2 separate regions of the Mus musculus genome follow, and region 2 is linked to region 1. Evidence: chromatin loops called from intact Hi-C (ENCODE). Cell type or tissue: left cerebral cortex. All regions are shown on one strand. Each heading gives the region's core, and the rest is flanking DNA. Links, peaks and the distances in the headings are about the cores only. Region 1 overlaps Trabd2b (TraB domain containing 2B). Region 2 overlaps Gm33655 (a long non-coding RNA gene).

What was found. Peaks named below come from ENCODE experiments on the same cell type or tissue, not always from the same donor. Only the 100,000 strongest peaks of a DNase experiment are listed, where the experiment ranks them.
Region 2: a loop joins it to region 1, with 6 times the contacts of the local background. A loop is called at or near these places in 3 of 42 quality-filtered maps.

What each region holds. Positions count from the first base shown.
Region 1 is chr4:114,508,407-114,516,744 of GRCm38, reverse strand. The region is part of intron 2 of Trabd2b (TraB domain containing 2B); the gene reads right to left. Among named protein-coding and RNA genes, the nearest start is that of Gm33710, 88 kb to the right of the region's middle. In left cerebral cortex, for the core only: a CTCF peak has its summit at 3,833; DNase peaks (open chromatin) are centred at 1,112, 2,556 and 3,403; H3K27ac peaks cover 1,502 bases.
Region 2 is chr4:114,630,452-114,638,789 of GRCm38, reverse strand. The region is part of intron 1 of Gm33655 (a long non-coding RNA gene); the gene reads left to right. Among named protein-coding and RNA genes, the nearest start is that of Gm12829, 46 kb to the left of the region's middle. In left cerebral cortex, for the core only: CTCF peaks have their summits at 1,429, 2,741 (motif pointing right) and 4,626 (motif pointing right); DNase peaks (open chromatin) are centred at 3,016, 3,207, 4,985, 7,367 and 3 more places; H3K27ac peaks cover 1,010 bases.

The sequences.
Region 1 (8,338 bases), core at 120-8,119:
AGGAACAGGCCATTAGCAGATTTCAAAGGCACAGTTTTGACTGCAAAGCTGCAGCCAGCTAGAGCCTCATTCTAGAGCTCCATCATAGCTAATCTGGCTCTTCTCAGAGGTGAGAGATTTCCCTACATTTAGCCATACTGTCCAACTTCAGAGCCACCTGCCTGTCTTCTGCCAAGAAGTACAATATGTAACGACAGCGATGTTTATAGGATTGTGGAACCAGATGCTCTGTGCTCGATCTCAACCGTAAGGTCTGTAAGGTTTGAAGTTGGCATGTCCACTTAGAAATGGAGATACTTAGTCTTCATCCAAGAGGGAAGGCTAGAACTCCAGTTCTCCTCTAGACCACACCAGTGGCTGTGCTTCCACTATCTACACCCTCCTTTCTATAGAGATTGGGGAAGCTGACAAAGCCTCGCTGTGTGAATCTAGGAGCTGCTAGGGGGAAGGTAGGGGGCAGAGTGAAAGATGGGAAAGGTAGGTGAAAAGTTCCCGCACAGCTTCGTAGCTGGGCAACCCAGGTCAAGCTAGCCAGCGCATCTCAACTTCACAAAGGGGTTGTTTGATGATTAAATAAGAGAATGTTTGTAAAGTACTTAGCATTACACATCTGGCTTCCTTCCATGTTTCTGGAAGGAAGGAGAGAGGACAAAGGGAATGAAGAAAGAACTGATGATGCCTTCCAAGGACAGGCAAACATGTCCAATGGACATCAGAAGTGTAAAATTGTGTTTTTGCAAGCTCCAGAATAACTTTCCTGTGACATTTTGGGCTTTAATGGATTCCAGAAACCTTAAAAGTTCCTCTGCAGTCAGAACAGGATGTTTAACTTTTGTCCTTTAAGGAAAAAAAAAAATAAAAAGAGAGGCGCACTTACTAATCTGTTCATTCACTGGAAATATGTGGGAAACAACAAGAAACGGGCTCAAAAAAGCAAATGTGAAATGTGCTGCTTTTAAACACCAGCAGCCTGCAGAGTGTTGCAAAATGTGGCTGGAATCAATAACAAAGCTTCTGGAGATGGACCACTGAAACTGACGCTCTGTTGGGAGAAGATGCTGGGGAGGCCTGGAATGGGGTTGGACTTGCCTTCATACCTCAGGGGCAGGAAAGGGGATGCTGTTGTTGGAGGGGGAAGGAGGTGAGTCAGATTCCTGAGAAAACACCAGCGCCTTGTTCTTTCTCTCTTGAATTCTTTCCCAACGTGAAGTGAGGAAAAGGAAATGCTTTTATAGAAAACATCGAGGTGCTCTGCTGTCCCCAAGCACTGCTGGCATCTGGTACATACAGGAACTGTGTCATGTTCTAATTTTAAACAACTTGAACTTCTGAAGTCAAGGCCGGTGTGGCCTGGCCTGCCCTGCTTAGCTTAGTGGAGCACCTGACTCAGGGCTGCTCTTCAGTAAACACTGGAGGGAAGATGGAAAGAAAAGATGAAAAGATGGAGAGAGGGAGGAAAGGAAGGAGGGAGGTAGGGACAAAGTGGGAGAGATGATAGACTGAGATCCTGAGTGGGTTCTATAAACTCTGACATGTGGTCCAGAGTGAGGAATTATTTCTTCGGTCAGGTGCAATCAGCAAAAAGGATATGGGAAGTCTCAGTTTCCCTAGCTTGGCATGTACCCTCAGTCTTTTTATAAAACTTGAGATGTCTTCCTTTATTTGTTAGCAAATTGGAGCCTGTTAACCAAGGCAACTACTATTCCTGGATCCTCATTTTTGACTTTGCCTATAAGGATCACATAGTGGTCAGAGAAATGTTTTATGCCTCCAGGGAGAGCCCTGTGGTTGATCCACTTCCTTTTTTATCCTCTCTTTCATAAATGAATTGGGCTCACACTATCCTCATAACCTCCATAAGAAGCTCATATTATAAAATTCTCTCTTCAGCTGTTTATTTCTTCCATCTTGTAGGTAACCACTAGTTATTAAATGGTCACGTATATTTATATTGTGTGGGTTCTCAATACAATTGGACTGAAGAAGTATAGCTACTTCTGTGATTATCAGAAGATAGAAAAGGAAACATCTCCAGACTTGTTGGTCATAAAAGAAACCAAATGTTTTCTGGTTTTGAGCAAAAGACATCTCATATACAGGATTGGGGGTGGGGTGGGGAAGGCAAACTAATAACCAATCAGCTGCTGAAATGGGATTGATAAGCAGATGTGTATCATGTGGTTCATAAGGAAAGGTGAAACTGTGATGGTATACAGGCTCCCAAGAGCATCTATTCTCTACCCTGACTATCTGTTGTTCCTAGGATTAGAAAACCATCAAGAAGAGGCAAAGCTTGCTGCCAAGCCTGATAACACAAGTTCCATCCCTGGACCAACATGAACTGACTGTCCTTTAATGCTCACAGTCCATCAGATACAAGGGGAACCTGAGTGTATCAGTCAGCTATAGCCAGGATACAGAAACTGTGCAGAAATCTGAACAGATGTAATTATCCCAACTAGTTTCCCAAGATCTGGGCTAACACCTCAATTACTCACCACAGATAATGAGTGTCTTTGTCTAGCTGCCCAGGAAACCTGAAGCTAAACATTCACCCACAGTGTGCTGGCTGGGACTTCTTGTGTTCCCATCCCACCTGTGGCCGTAGGGGAGCAGTGCATCTTCATCCCAGGGTGGAGGATGTTATAATACAAGTTAGGGCAGGAGTATGGGGAGTAGTGGGTGGAGCTCCATCACCTTAGAGATGCAGACCTGGGCCAATGTTGATGATAATAACCCATAAAGCAAACTACATAACAATGACATTGCTGAGTTGCAAAAGGAAACCCATAGGAATTAGCAGAATAATTGATTTCCTCTAAGAAATGTTCAAAACTAGCCAAAAAGTCTACATCCTCATCCTTCTTTCTTCAATTCCTAACTCTATGTCAACCAACTTCAGTGATATGAATCCCTTTCCTGGGTTCCATTTCTGTTCTGCCTGTCCCCCTACTATGACATTTGTCACCAAACTTCTTGCTTACATGTTCCCTTCTTATTCTTTATGGCATGCTCCAAATCTTGTCCTGTGTCCTAGTATGTCCTTGTCCTGAGTCTAGTATGGTTCTTGCTCTTAAATAACCCATGGGCCAGTGTAGAAGCAAGTGACAAGACAGTGTAACAGCTCAGTGTAGAACAAGTGCAGCAGGGCATCTGGTGGGTTCTTCCACTTGATGTCAGAGAGGGTAGGCCATCTTGAGTTGAGTATGGGGGAAAAGTGGACATATGCCAGTCTGATCAGATAAGGAAAGACATTTGGATGGAGAGAGAAGCAATAAATTTCAGAAAGCCTTAGAACTTCAGTGAGACACTCCTTTAAATTAGGACACACAGCATAGGAACCAAAAGAGTCATAGCAACAATGTCTAACTTAGATATTTTGGCATTGCCCTGCATGCCAGATGGTACTTTGAATGTTACATGGGCTGGGTTCTCTTAGTCTTCACAGATGAACACATGGAATACCTACTATCATCCCCATCCCATAGTTGAAGAAAACCAAGGTAAGCATTTACTGAAGGAGTTAAGAGGACTTGAGAGTTACTATAGTAGAAAGAGGAGAGGGGTAGACAGGTCCAAGAAACCCAGTGTATCAGTTGGCAAGTGTCCTCTAAGACTTACTTTGGCTCTCTATCCCTACACTTACAGGGACCAGATCTAGACTAAGGATTGAAACCTGGTCAGGGGCAACTAGCTCACAGACAGCAAGGGAAGTCACTCACTTCCAAAATTTACAGTTTTAAAAATATAAAATGAAAAGACCCCTTCTCCCATCCTGCCACCAGGATGTCAGCTGAGCAGGACACTGAACCCTGAATGGACTGAATGCTTGCCAGCATGAAGACAGCTAACACTAGGTTTAGTGTTTTCACTGAAGACTAGTGCCTGATGTTCTGTGCCCACCAGGGGGGTGTCAGCACAAGTGGGATGTCTGGGTCCTGTCCTTCATCTCATAGACGAGACAGAAAAGCAGGCAATGGCCCTTACAATGTATGAGTAGGTTACAGGGAAAACTATTCTGGGATCTTGGTCCCAGCCCTCAGGCCCAGTGCTTCTTTGCCTTGGTGACCCACCCCTTCCTTCCCTCCTGACAGTCTTTTGGTCTTTGCACCCACACACTGTGGATCTTCATGAGGTCATTGCCCTCTGGAATGATCAGGGCCTTCCCAAGGAAGGGGAAGAGCCAAAGGACAGGCAAGTATATATGCCTCCACCTATTGAGGAGCTTCCAGAGATATCTGGTTAAGCCATGCTACATCTGATACAAGGTAACATGTGTCTACTTATAATCTCATCAGACTGTGGATGTTGAGATTTCCTTAGAAGTGTTAAATCAGCTACATCCATTTGGGGCTTATGTATCAAGAATTTACACATACTCCATAACTAAAGAAGCAGGGGTGTCAGGTGGTGTTTGGTTGGGGGAGAGGACTGTGCAACATAGAACAAGCCAGAGGGTCAGGGTAGTGAGGAAGGGAGAACATCAGTTGTCTTTCAAGACCTGGTATCATCTTTCAGATGTGTCTACAATGGATGTGTGTGTGTGTGTGTGTGTGTGTGTGCAGATCACATAACTGCATAACTGATTTCTTACTCTTGGGGAGAAAGTCTGAACTCATGTCTAATAATACATAGCTTTGGTGACTAAGTGAAGCCCAAGGAAGCAGCATCCAGACCGTTTATTATGAGCCAGGCCCTGAGGAACAGAACCTTCCCTAGGATGTTCTTTTACTAGTTCAGAACCCACTTGAGCTCATGCAAAAGCTGAACTCTAGCCGTGGACTTGTGAAATATCTGAATGTGCAGTGAAGTGGTTCTTGGCTTCTCAAGATAAAACACTGGGATTCATTACATGAGACATGAGAGGATGCCAGTGCTAGGGGGACAGTGGGATGGTGAGCTCTTTGTCACATGCCTTGGCACTGATAGTGGCTGGACTGTGAGCTGCTGAGAAAGGAACAGTCTGCGTCACGGGGGTCAGGGGAGAGTGTGCAGCTCATAAGTTCATGAAGAGATGGGAATGGCATAAGATGCTGAGTTTTCAACAGACAATATGGCTAGTAGGTGAGTAGCCTGGTAACACACTCACCAAGGCAGCTTTCAAGAAAGCTTTCAAAAAGGATAATTAGGAATTCCGAAGTAGAGAGGAGTAAGATGATTCAAGGTAAAGGAACAGCAGAAGAGAGGGCTGGGGGAACACCCCACTGACCTCTTCAGGAAAGAGCTAGCATGAAGGTGGCTGGTATGTCCATAACAAAAAAAAAAAAAAAAAAAAAAAAGGGAGATAGTGTCAACCAAAGGGCACGGTGTACTTCAATTTGGGTCACCATGGCCCAGGTGTAAGTTCATGGTCATTTGTAAGGTTGTCTGTAAATACACGAGAGACCATCTCAAGTTTAATGCTCAACTAAATGAAGACAAGTATCTTCCACCTAGAGGTTTCACATGGGCACCAGGAAGAACATGGTGGGAAACAGTGGTCAGAATCCTGGTACCATTCCCAACGATTGTTCAAGGAGCTATGAGAACCAATACAGACAAATCTCGACTATCATAGTTATGAAAATAGGAATTCAAGCTCCGTCTCTACCTACCTCTCCTCACTTCTGTGTAGTACCTCATGGGGCCTTTCACAGAGGTAACAAGATAGGAGATGCAAACACAAAGGAATAAGGGAGACAAAATCAACACATAGACTCTTCTTACTGCTCTTGAGAGATGAAGATGAGGAAGACTGGGAAGGCAGAGCAGGGAGAGACCTGTAAGATGCTCTTTCTTGTTCACTCACTTCAGAGAGAGGAGTGAGGCCCAAGAATGAGGAGTGCAAAGGTCTCGTGTCTTCAGAAGTCTCTTCCTGCCTCTGACCTGAGAGCTCCACCCACATCTCCCCTTGCTGACACAGCCTCATGAGGATGGGATGATGGAAAGAAATAGGCTCTTTCTAACAAAGTACTGAAGTCTGTGGCAGGGTCCAAGTTGTGGAGCTCAAGCTCACCATGAGAGATCTGGAATGTGTCTAGGGCAGGCTGAGTATGAGTATCAAAAGGAGACCAGCTCCCAAAGGAAGCAAACTCTCTTCAGAGTCATCAGAATGTCAGCATTCTGTGGAGACTAGTTCTCAGTCCAGTGGAGGCTAGAAATTCCTACTCTATGAGGACATGTCCTCAACAGTCTCTCTCTCTCTCTCTCTCTCTCTCTCTCTCTCTCTCTCTCTCTCTCTCTCTCTCTCTCTTTCCCCACCCCTGTCATACACATTGACTCCGCGTATGTTGCTCATAAAACTTACAATTTCAACCTTCAGTTCAGGAAGCCAAAGTAAGTCACTCTGTCCTTGGGTATATTACTGAATTTTCTCAATAGCCCAAGCCGTCTGACAGCCTGACCTGACCCTGAGCTCCAACAAAGATCCCAGGCAAATGTCCTGGCCTCTGGGTATGTGCATGTCTCTTTATTCTTGTGATTCCTGCTGAGCTTTCTATTGGACGGTGTGCTACAGAAACATTTAGCATGTATTTACAGAATAAACATGTGAAGAAACCCAAGACAGACATAATGTTCCACAACTGAGAATCAAGGCTTATGGAAACTGAAAAGACCCAATATTCCCTCTGCCCCACAGGGTTTCAGCCTCCTGAAGGGTCACTTCATAATTCCTACTGTGGCTGTAAAGAAGAGTCACAAGGGAGATATGTCTGCTCTGTACTGAGTAGCCACATAACCTTGAAAAAAGTTGTTCACCCTCCAAGCCTCAACTCAAGTAGTGGCGGGGGGTAGCCCTCAGATCCTAGGGCTGCTGGGAAAAATCAAATAAATGACTCATGGGAAAGATCCATGTAAACTGTTACAGAGAGCAATGTGATGTCATCGTAGCCATGATTAGGAGAGGATGAAGGAGAGATCCAGGGATGGAGCGTGCGAGCCTAGCAACCCTGGAAAGCTAACTATGGCTGTGGGCCACTGGTGCAGACTGATGAGCCTGATGCTCCCAGCCCGGAGGGAGCATGGAATCATTAAGATAAAGGGCACAGGGCCAGTCTGGGAGCAGGGCTCAGTGTGTAGTCATAGTGGGAATGGGCTAGGAAACGTTGAGGCCTTAGGATCAGAGCTTTCTGGAAAAGGAGCTTCAGGTGCACCCAAGAAAGCCACAGTATGGCTTCCCAGAAGAATACTTTCAAAATTCTAGAAATACCTCTGGCCCAAGACCTGCTTATACTTGCCAAAAGAGTTGAGAGGGTGGTGAGGTGGGGGCTGTCAATGAGTGCTATCATTATTCAGAGACTGATGACAGCAACAGTACTCATTCACGTTTGTGATTACTTGTTAAATATGCATGTAAGTGCCAACTACGTGCTGGCTCTGGGTTACAGGTTGGGCCACTCCTGCATTCATACCTTCATTCACCAATTCGGTAATAACCAATGTTTACTGAACTCTCCTTATGTGCCAGATAGATCTAGTAGTGAGAGAGGCATATGTGACCCTGTTCATATTAAATACACTTCGGTGGGGACAAAGAGAATACATTAAAGTCATGCTTACCAGAGGTAATCAAAGTAGTGGTGGAGAAAAATGTTGGGAGTGAGCAAGAGACTCTGGGTGGGTCTGCATAGGCAACTGGAAAGGACTTTACAAAATGGTGAAATATAAGTGAAGGCTCAAAGCACAAGAACTCAGCTATAGCACAGGATTTAGGTGCTCTGCAAAATGAGAATTCTACTAGGGAAACACCAGTGCCCCTTTGGCTTTGGTCCTTTATAAGAGACAGATATATTTGTGCATGTGTGTGTGTGTGTGTGCATATGTGTGTGTGTGTGTATTCATCCTTCCTCATTCCCTTTCACTTCTTCCTCTCTTCCTTTCACAAAGACAGTACCCTGTATTGGCTGGTGTCATGAAAACAGGGACTAATGGGAACTTCCTTGAAGGGATGCTGCAATCTCTATTGAAATGTGCATCCTTTTTGAGTAGTACTTATACATGTTAGAGCCATACAACCACTACCCGAAGTGAAGTGATATTTGTGGTAGAATCATCTATAGAACTACAAATCACCTAAAAGTCAGAAACAGAGATGTGATAAAAAGATAGTCATCTAGAAACAGAGCTTATGCAGCTATTAATGTGTTTTCAAGCTGTGGTCAGAGAGTGAACTGCAAAGAAACAATGACATCCACTCAGAAGGGAACCACATCATGGAAGGACACTGACACAATACAGCAAGGCACATGCATGGTCCAACTGTAGTGTTAAAACCTTAAGGAACTGGGGCTGGAGAGATGGCTTAGAGGTTGAAAGCACTGACTGCTCTTCCAGAGGTCCTGAGTTCAATTCCCAGCAA
Region 2 (8,338 bases), core at 275-8,274, 120 kb before region 1:
CCTTCACAGGACCAAGGGCCTCTCCTCCCATTGATGACCAACTAGGCCATCCTCTGCTACATATGCAGGTAGAGCCATGAGTCCCTCCGTGTGTTTTCTTTGATTGGTGGTTTAGTCCCAAGGAGCTCTGGGGGTACTGGTTAGTTCACATTGTTGTTCCTCTTATGGAGCTGCAAACCCCTTCAGCTCCCTAGGTACTTTCTCTAGCTCCTTCATTTGGGACCCTGTGCTCTGTCCAATGGATGGCTGTGAGCATCCATTTCTGTATTAGTCAGGCACTGGCAGAGATTCTCAGGAGACAGCTATATCAGGTTCCTGCCAGCAAGCTCTTGTTGGCATCCACAGTAGTGTCTGTTTTTGGTGGTTGTTTATGGGATGGATCCCCAAGTGGGGCAGTTTCTGGATAGTAATTCCTTCAGTCTCTGCTTCACACTTTGTCTCTGTAACTCCTTCCATGGGTATTTTGTTTCCTCTTCTAAGAAGGATCGAAGTATCCATACTTTGGTCTTCCTTTTGCTTGAGTTTCATGTGTTTTGCAAATTGTATCTTGGGTATTCTGAGCTTTTGGGTTAATATCCACTTATCAGAGAGTACATATCATGTGTTCTTTTGTGATTGGGTTATTTCAGGATGATAGCCTTCAGATCCATCCATTTGCCTTAGAATTTCCTAAATTCATTGTTTTAAATAGCTAAGTGTAAATGTACCACATTTTCTGTATCTATTCCTCTGTTGTTTTCTGTTGTCCTCTGGACATCTGGGTTCTTTCCAGCTTCTGGCTATTATAAATAAGGCTGCTATGAACATAGTGGAGCATGTGGCCTTATTACATGTTAGAGCATCTTCTGGGTATATGCCCAGGAGAGGTATTGCTGGATCTTCCAGTAGTACTATGTGCAACTTTCTGAGGAATCCACAACTCCTCACCCATACTAATTCCTATTAGTACAATTCTTAATACTAATCCATCTTTGTATCCGGTGAGAGATAACTTAGAAAAAAACCCCAGTATTCTATTAGTGTTATTCCAGAATCCTCTCCTCTCCTCTCCTCTCCTCTCCTCTCCTCTCCTCTCCTCTCCCCTCCCCTCCCCTCCCCTCCCCTCCCCTCCCCTCCCCTCCCCTCCCCTCCCCTCCCCTCCCCTCCTCTCCTCTCCTCTCTTCTCTTCTCTTCTCTTCTCTTCTCTTCTCTTCTCTTCTCTTCTCTTCTCTTCTCTTCTCTATAAATGGTTATAATAGTGCTATCCTCCTCCTCCTCCTTTTCCTCCTCCTCCTCCTCCTCTTCCTCATTGAGTGAAGCTTAAATGAAGCAGGGTAATTGCAAGCACCAAGCATGGAGGGATTCGGATTCAGCAGATTTCTAATGTTTTACCTGGTGCCTGGTTCTACAGAGACCCACTCAGTGCCTGTTGTGTGATTACACGATCACAACACAAGGTGTCGCTGAAGAGAGTCTCAAAGCAATGGTGAGGAGAAGCAGTCAAGCAAGACTGAGATGAGGCTTCCTTTGCAGCACAGCAGGTGAGGTCTCTTCCCTATCACTGGGGTCCAACCATATTGCTAAGCACCCAGAAGATGCTGGCTGAGGCCCTGGCTATGCAGAGGCTCCTGAGTTTCCTGACTTTGAATCTGGGAAGTCTCAGAAGACCTCAGAACTCTGGAGAAGAAATGTCTGGAGACATTTTGAGTCTCTGAAAGATTATTCAGAAAACTACGCAAATATATGTTTATTATATATAGTTCATATTAATTTTTCTTTCAGATTTATTGTAACACTTTACTGTGAGTTAAACTAAACTCACTATGGAGATTTTTGAAAACAAGACCCTCCCCCCAGGATAACTACTGAGAATATCTTGCTGTACTAGATTTTTCCACACCTTTTGTTATTTTACATGGTGGAGACAACACTTTGCATACAAGTTAAAGTTCTGTATTTTTTTTCTGAACTTAGCATACAAAGCAGCTTTCGTGTTATGGTAAAAACACTCCTGTGCATTAATTTTAGAGGTTGCACATCCCATAATTACTTATCCAGTTTTCATTTGTGGGACAGGTTAGCTGTTTCTGCTTACTTTCTATTATGCTTTGATGTACCACATACTCTTATGCATGGAGCTGCACATGCCACAGCTACCCACCATTCTTCAATGGTGGGGCAGGGTGGTTGTTTCTGCCTACTTACCATTATACTCCTTGATGTGCTTTGCATCCTTATGTGTGGGCATCTGGTGATGGGATCACCATGTGGACTTTAAAAATACTTGATCTAAACTGCAGAGTAGGGATGATAATTTTAGAGAAAAGCTGGCAGTTTTGCATAAGAGAAGCAACTGTTTTCTCTTGAATGATCTCCTTGGCGACAGCAAGTTAAATTTGAGATCTTGCATGGGCCCTTAACCATGATTGCTTCTCACTAAACAATTGTGACATTGTAATATCTGTTAAATGATTGGCTAAAGGTGAATGGAAAGGAACAGAATGATGGAGTTGCAGGAAAGGGCAGGCATGCGGGATGCCAGAGGAAGATACCACTGGAAGTCCCACCCACATTCTTCCTTGCACTGCTTAAAGTCTCCATGGGGCACGTAGGGGACTGAGGGAACAACGTCATCTCAAAGCCAGAAAAGTGCAGCATCAAGAGGTGAAGATAGATTCAGAATATAGTACAGAGCAGTACAGAGCAGAACTGGGTTGGACTAGTCAGGACTTTCTGGCTACTGGCCCATCTCATGGGTGGACTCTAGGTGGCACTGTGGCTGCAAAAGTTTTAGGCTGAGGTGTTTGGGTAAAGCTACTGGAAATTTGGGAGAGAAAGAAATAAAAGAAAACGAATGTGATGAAGCAGATGCAGAAAGGTAACGACTAGGGAGGAGGCCACAGCTTGTGCTTGGTTCAGAAAAGACAAACTAGACTAAGGTCTCATTCATCTATTCACTCAGTCACCCAATGAGCATTTACTAAGTTCCACCCGAGGTCTGTCATGGTGTGATACAGATAAAGTGGTGGGCTGAGCAGCTGCACCCCTGAAACCATGTAGCTTATAAGAAACAAGAATGGCCAGCATTAGTTGACCCTTGTGTGAATAGGCAACGGTATGTTTGAGACAGATGCTAGGGGCCAGGGGTGAAAGTGTTGAGCTAATCTGTGAGAACACATGGCTAAGAATGGTTGTCCTGTAGAGCTGAGGTTTGAAGATGCTGAGAGTGAACAAGAAGAGAGAGATGAGGGAGGGAGCCTAGCTACAGAGGTCTGTGCTGAAAGGAGTCAGCTGGACATGTGGGAGGGGATTTTTAGCTGACACAACACAAGATTTTTGCCTTTATCCTGAGAGTACCGAAAGCAGTTGCGGGCTCCGAGCAAGGTAGGAGCTGGGTACAGAGTTGTTCGTTGAAAAGCTTTCTTTGGTTTAAGGATGGAAATGGCCTAGGGGGTCACCAGTGAGGAGACTGTGTATCAGGCAGTATAGTTATTTAAGTGAAGGGACTGTGGGACTGGTTGGGAGAGACGAGTCCCAGAGAATGACAACTGGGGACTGAAGACTCTTGGTATGAATGGACACCTGACATCGGCACCGAGAGGAACTGGTATCAGTGACATCGCAGAGGCAGTAGCCTTTGGAAAATGATCAGATTTGGATGAGAAGACCAGCCACTTTTGATACTTTTGGAGGGACTGTCACCTTCTCACCCCATTATTCCTTCCTTGGCTCAGGAGCAGGCAAGGCCATGTAAAGAGGGGGCCTTCTCTCAGCAGTAGGTGTGATCATCACACTGGATCATTGAGGGCCTGCCTGCTATATGACGGTGCGTCCACTCTGCTTCTTCTTTCTTGTGAGGAGCGTGCTGGCATCAGGTACCATCAGACTAGTGTGGCTTTCCTCAAGGTGGACTTTGCTCTGGTGGCTATGGCTCTGTGGGTGGGATTCTGCAGGAGTACGTTTGATATTTTGACCCAAATGTTTACCAGGGTCCATTTCCCAAGGATTTATATTGATGCGAGTTTTACAAAGCAGGCTTGTGGCCAGATACTCAAGCAGTCTTCAAAAGGGGCTAAAGCTGAGATGTTTCTCTCCCTCTGTAGGATCCATAAGGCCTTTTCCTCTGTTATTCTAGAAGGAAGAGAAGAATGCAGTGTATGGCTTTAGAGTCTTCTAAAGTGCAGATGCTAAACAGGTCCGAAGCTTGGAGGAATGGCCTAGGGAAATCACCATGAGTCACCAGTAAGAAATGTGGACTGGGGAAGACAGCTCTGGGTGGGCCTTGAGGAGCTTCGTGTTTTAGGGGGACAGATGAAGGTGTTCTCCTGAAGTAGGCTGGACAGAAAGGGAAGAAGTGAACTGAAGATGAGATGGAGCCCCAGAAACTTGGAGAAGATGGGAGTTTTAGGGGAGAGTGGCTAGCACATGAACATGCTTGTTAGATTGACAGAGATGCTGCTGGTGACTTTAGCAAGCTGAATTTGGAAGGGTGGGTCTCTCATGTTTAAGTCAATGTGAACGTGGTGTCATCCAGTGAGTTTTGAGAAATGCATAGGCCAATGGGATCACTGTTCCAATCAGCCTGTGTATGTCCATCACCCCTAGAAGGTACTTTGTACCCCTTTGCATCCAGTTTCTTTCTAAATCCCTGCCCCCAGGGGGCGTCTTGCTAGATAGATCTGTTAGTTTGCCTGCTTGAGAATTTTATACAAACTCGGAGTGTTGTATCTGACTTCTTTCCCTCCATTTTGAGTAGAGGGAAATGTATGCTCCCCGCAGAAAGTATGTGGGTCTGCAGTAGCAATTCAGCCCTCATGCATGGAGTATCCACTGTTTATCACACATTTCTCCACTCACTGTGGGAATTAAAGTCATGTCCAATGTTTGGCTATTCTGACTAAGGCAGCTATGAACAGTTTTGTATAGTTTTGTGATGTGTTCCAGCATCTTTGATTTATTTTTGTCCAAATCATAGCTAAGAAACCTCACAGCAACAGCAACTGGGAGGGGCTGCTGGGTCCAGGAAAGGATTTATTTTTAAGGTGTAAAAGACTGGTGCATGGTTAAATGTTGCTGCTCATGATCTGCTTGGAGGGATCAGTTAAGGAAAGGGAAAAGGGACGATGTGAACTCTGAAAAGGAGTGGGAGAGAAGATCTTTTCTCAGCTGGAGGGGAAGTATTGGAAGAGAAGCAGAAGCAGAGAAAGATGGGGTGGGTTTGTGAGCAGAGGAGGAGAGGTTTTCATCAGAGGGGTTTGGTTTTACTGTGAAGTAGAAAGCAAGGTTGCAAACAAAGCTGAAAGATACTGCAGGGTGTCAGGGGTTGTGGAGAGGGGCAAGGTATGGAATGGATACTGTAAGGAGGGCAAGAAGTCAGGGACAAGAAAGATGAACTGGGGCTGTTGGACACTGAAGCCCAGTGGAGGCTAATATCTGACAGGAGAGTAACACCCACAGCTTGCTGTAGAGGTCCCACCAGTGGTCTGCCCAGTGCAGACGTGAAGAGGGCATGGGGAATGGCACGTTTCTGAGGAAGTTATCAGATCCAATGGATAACGGATTTCAAAGGATTCCGTGAGCCCTGTGTCAGGTTAGGTATCCATGTGAGTGCAGTGGGCATGTGACTTCAAGTCCAAGTGCTCTTTCCTTGACTCCACAGCCTCTACGGACTGAATGGCCAGGTTTGCATCTTAATCCTGCTCCCGCCTCAGGCTCATCATGTAAGTGCTGGAAAGGTTTACGTTCTCCACGTGATAGAGACACCCAGTCTCAGACAGCTGGAACACACTGGCTGCCGGGATGATTTTCATGTCTGGCCCCAATTCTTTAACCCATATATCAGGATTCCATAGTCAAGGCTTTGCCACACATTTTTATAGTGAGGGGAGTAGCCTTATGTCTTGGTCTTCATAGTTGATTTTGTGAACCTAAAGGATGTTGTGTCTTGGTGATTGCTAAAGAAAGTCACTACCTTCTCAGCCTGCCCAAGAAGTAACATACTCAGCCATTCTGCATTGTGGCCAGGTACTTAGCAGAATCTACATTGTAACAGCTAAGCTGAGCACAGCCAATGGTAACATGCAGCAGAGAAAATGCTTGCAATTGAAGCTACTACAATATGGCTCATTTGTTTCGTATTGTGACTGACTGATACAGAACAGGCCCTCTGTCAAGTGCAGGTGTGGTCACCGACACTGTCTCTACTTTGGACAGATTGGTTTAACAGAGGTAGATGTGACATCCCTTGAGACTTATTTATTTATTTTAAAAGAATACTATTTAAAGATCAAATTCCAATTCTAAAATTGACATGGAAATCTAAGAGGCAGATGGGAATGTTCACATAACTTCTTGGGGAGGCAAAGGTAGCTGAAGAGACTCACTGAATATCTTCTTTTGTGTGCACATGCAAGAACCTAATTGTGATGGGGCTGGGGGAGGGCTGGAGCTAAGCTGAGAAGAGCTGTTGCTGAAGGACGTAGTCAAACATTACACTTCAATACTAGCAAGTGATTTTAGGCTTAACTTGAATCTCTAGCCTAGAGATGTAGGAGAGTATGCAATATAGTGATTTGGCCATGGGATTACTTTTCCCTACATTGGGAATAATGAGGCTGGTGAAAACATATTAGCTAGTGCTCAGTGCAACTTTCAATCAAGTATGAGGTTTGGTATGGGCTTTAATGTCCTAGGTGGACCTCTGGCTGAGTGAGCATGTCAGCCACAGCGTGTCACCAGTGGCCTTATGCTTGTAGGCCGCTTCCTGGTGGAAATGCATCTTCCCAGATGTCAGACCAAATGATCAACTTTATTTAAGTACAAAAATAACACTTTTCATTTTTCTTTATCTCTTTGAGTAAACACCATTATAAGTCCAAACTGGCTTTGGAAGCAGAGATGCTTCTCAGAGAACCCCAAAGGGTACATTGCTCACGGTTTTGATTTTAGGATTCAGATTTTTTTCTTCACATTATTGACATTGAGGGACACTTGATACTGTTTTTATAGTGAAAAGGGCACTAAAGAAAGGGAGAGGCTGAGGGCAAAGGAGAGGGGCGACGGATGGCTCGAAGTCCCAGGACAGGTAAAAGGAGAAGCCTGGAGTCCTGTATGTGAGTGGGAAGATGACTTGGAGGAAAGAAAGGTCCTCTCCTGGCTGAGACAAGGGGTATTGGAGTGCTTGGTGTGTCTGCAACCTGGCGACTGGGGTCAGACAGCTAGCTGAGGAAATTCAAACCAAAGGGCCCAGTGAAATAGGATGCAGACTCCCCCTTGTGAATGAAGGCCACAGTAGTCAGAAAGAACTATAAACAGAGTGGCAGCAGAGCCAGAAGGAAGGGCTGACTGGGCTGAGAAAGCACAAGATGGGTGAGGTATGTGTCCTGATGAAACCAGCTGCATTTGAAGTTGCCATCTGTCTGCTCAGTGGCTTCGTCTCTCAGTGACAGCTCCTGCAGTGTCTTTGGTGGAAGGTCTTCTCTGATTGTGCTCCTGTACTGCACAATCCAAGCTTTAGTTCTTCAAGTTGGGTGGGCTCCAGTGGGTGCTTTGCTATCTGAATGTTTGTTTCTCATAGTGCTCTTCCAAACTATGTGTCTGTAATTTGTGTAGGATATGGAGATGGCCAGATGGTTATGCTGGTCTGGGTAGGTTGGCAGACATAGCATGCATGGCCATCCTGCAGTCAGACTTGAGAAAAGCAACTTGTCTTTCTGTCTAGAGCCTATCTCCTCCCGCTGCCTGCTGCTCCTCCTCTTACTTTCCCTGCCCTCTTGGCCCATATGCCAAGCCAGCCTCCATGCTCTGACCTTCCTCTTGTGACGTTGCCCTCTTGGAGTAATGTAGGACAAATAGGTTAATTCAAGTCCAGCCTAAGGCTTTGAGAGAGGCCATGGAACGGGGCTCACAGTGGGGAGCCCCACACCTAAGTAGAGGTCCTCCACTTGCCCCTGCTCAGTCCCATTTCACCTTGCTGTTTACTGAAGGTCTGCTCTCTGCTCCATCACTAGCTTGCAAGTCAGTTCTTTTCTCTTCAGTTTCCAATCTGTCTGCAAATCACCCCCCTCAGCACACGCATTCACAGTGGTGATGCTGTAAAGTACAATGTGTTTGTGAGTTGTTCTGTGCTGTTTGAGGACAGTGAGAAACTGGCTCTGAAAGCAGGTTGATTCTTCTATCTCAGAGCCAAACATGGTAGGTGTTTGTTCGTTTGTTGTTGGTTTTTTTTTGAAAGATTTATTTCTTTTATTTATGTGAATACACCATCACTGTCTTCAGACACACCAGAAGAGGGCACTGGATCCCATTACAGACAGTTGTGAGCTACCATGTGGTTGCTGGGAAATGAACTCAGGACCTC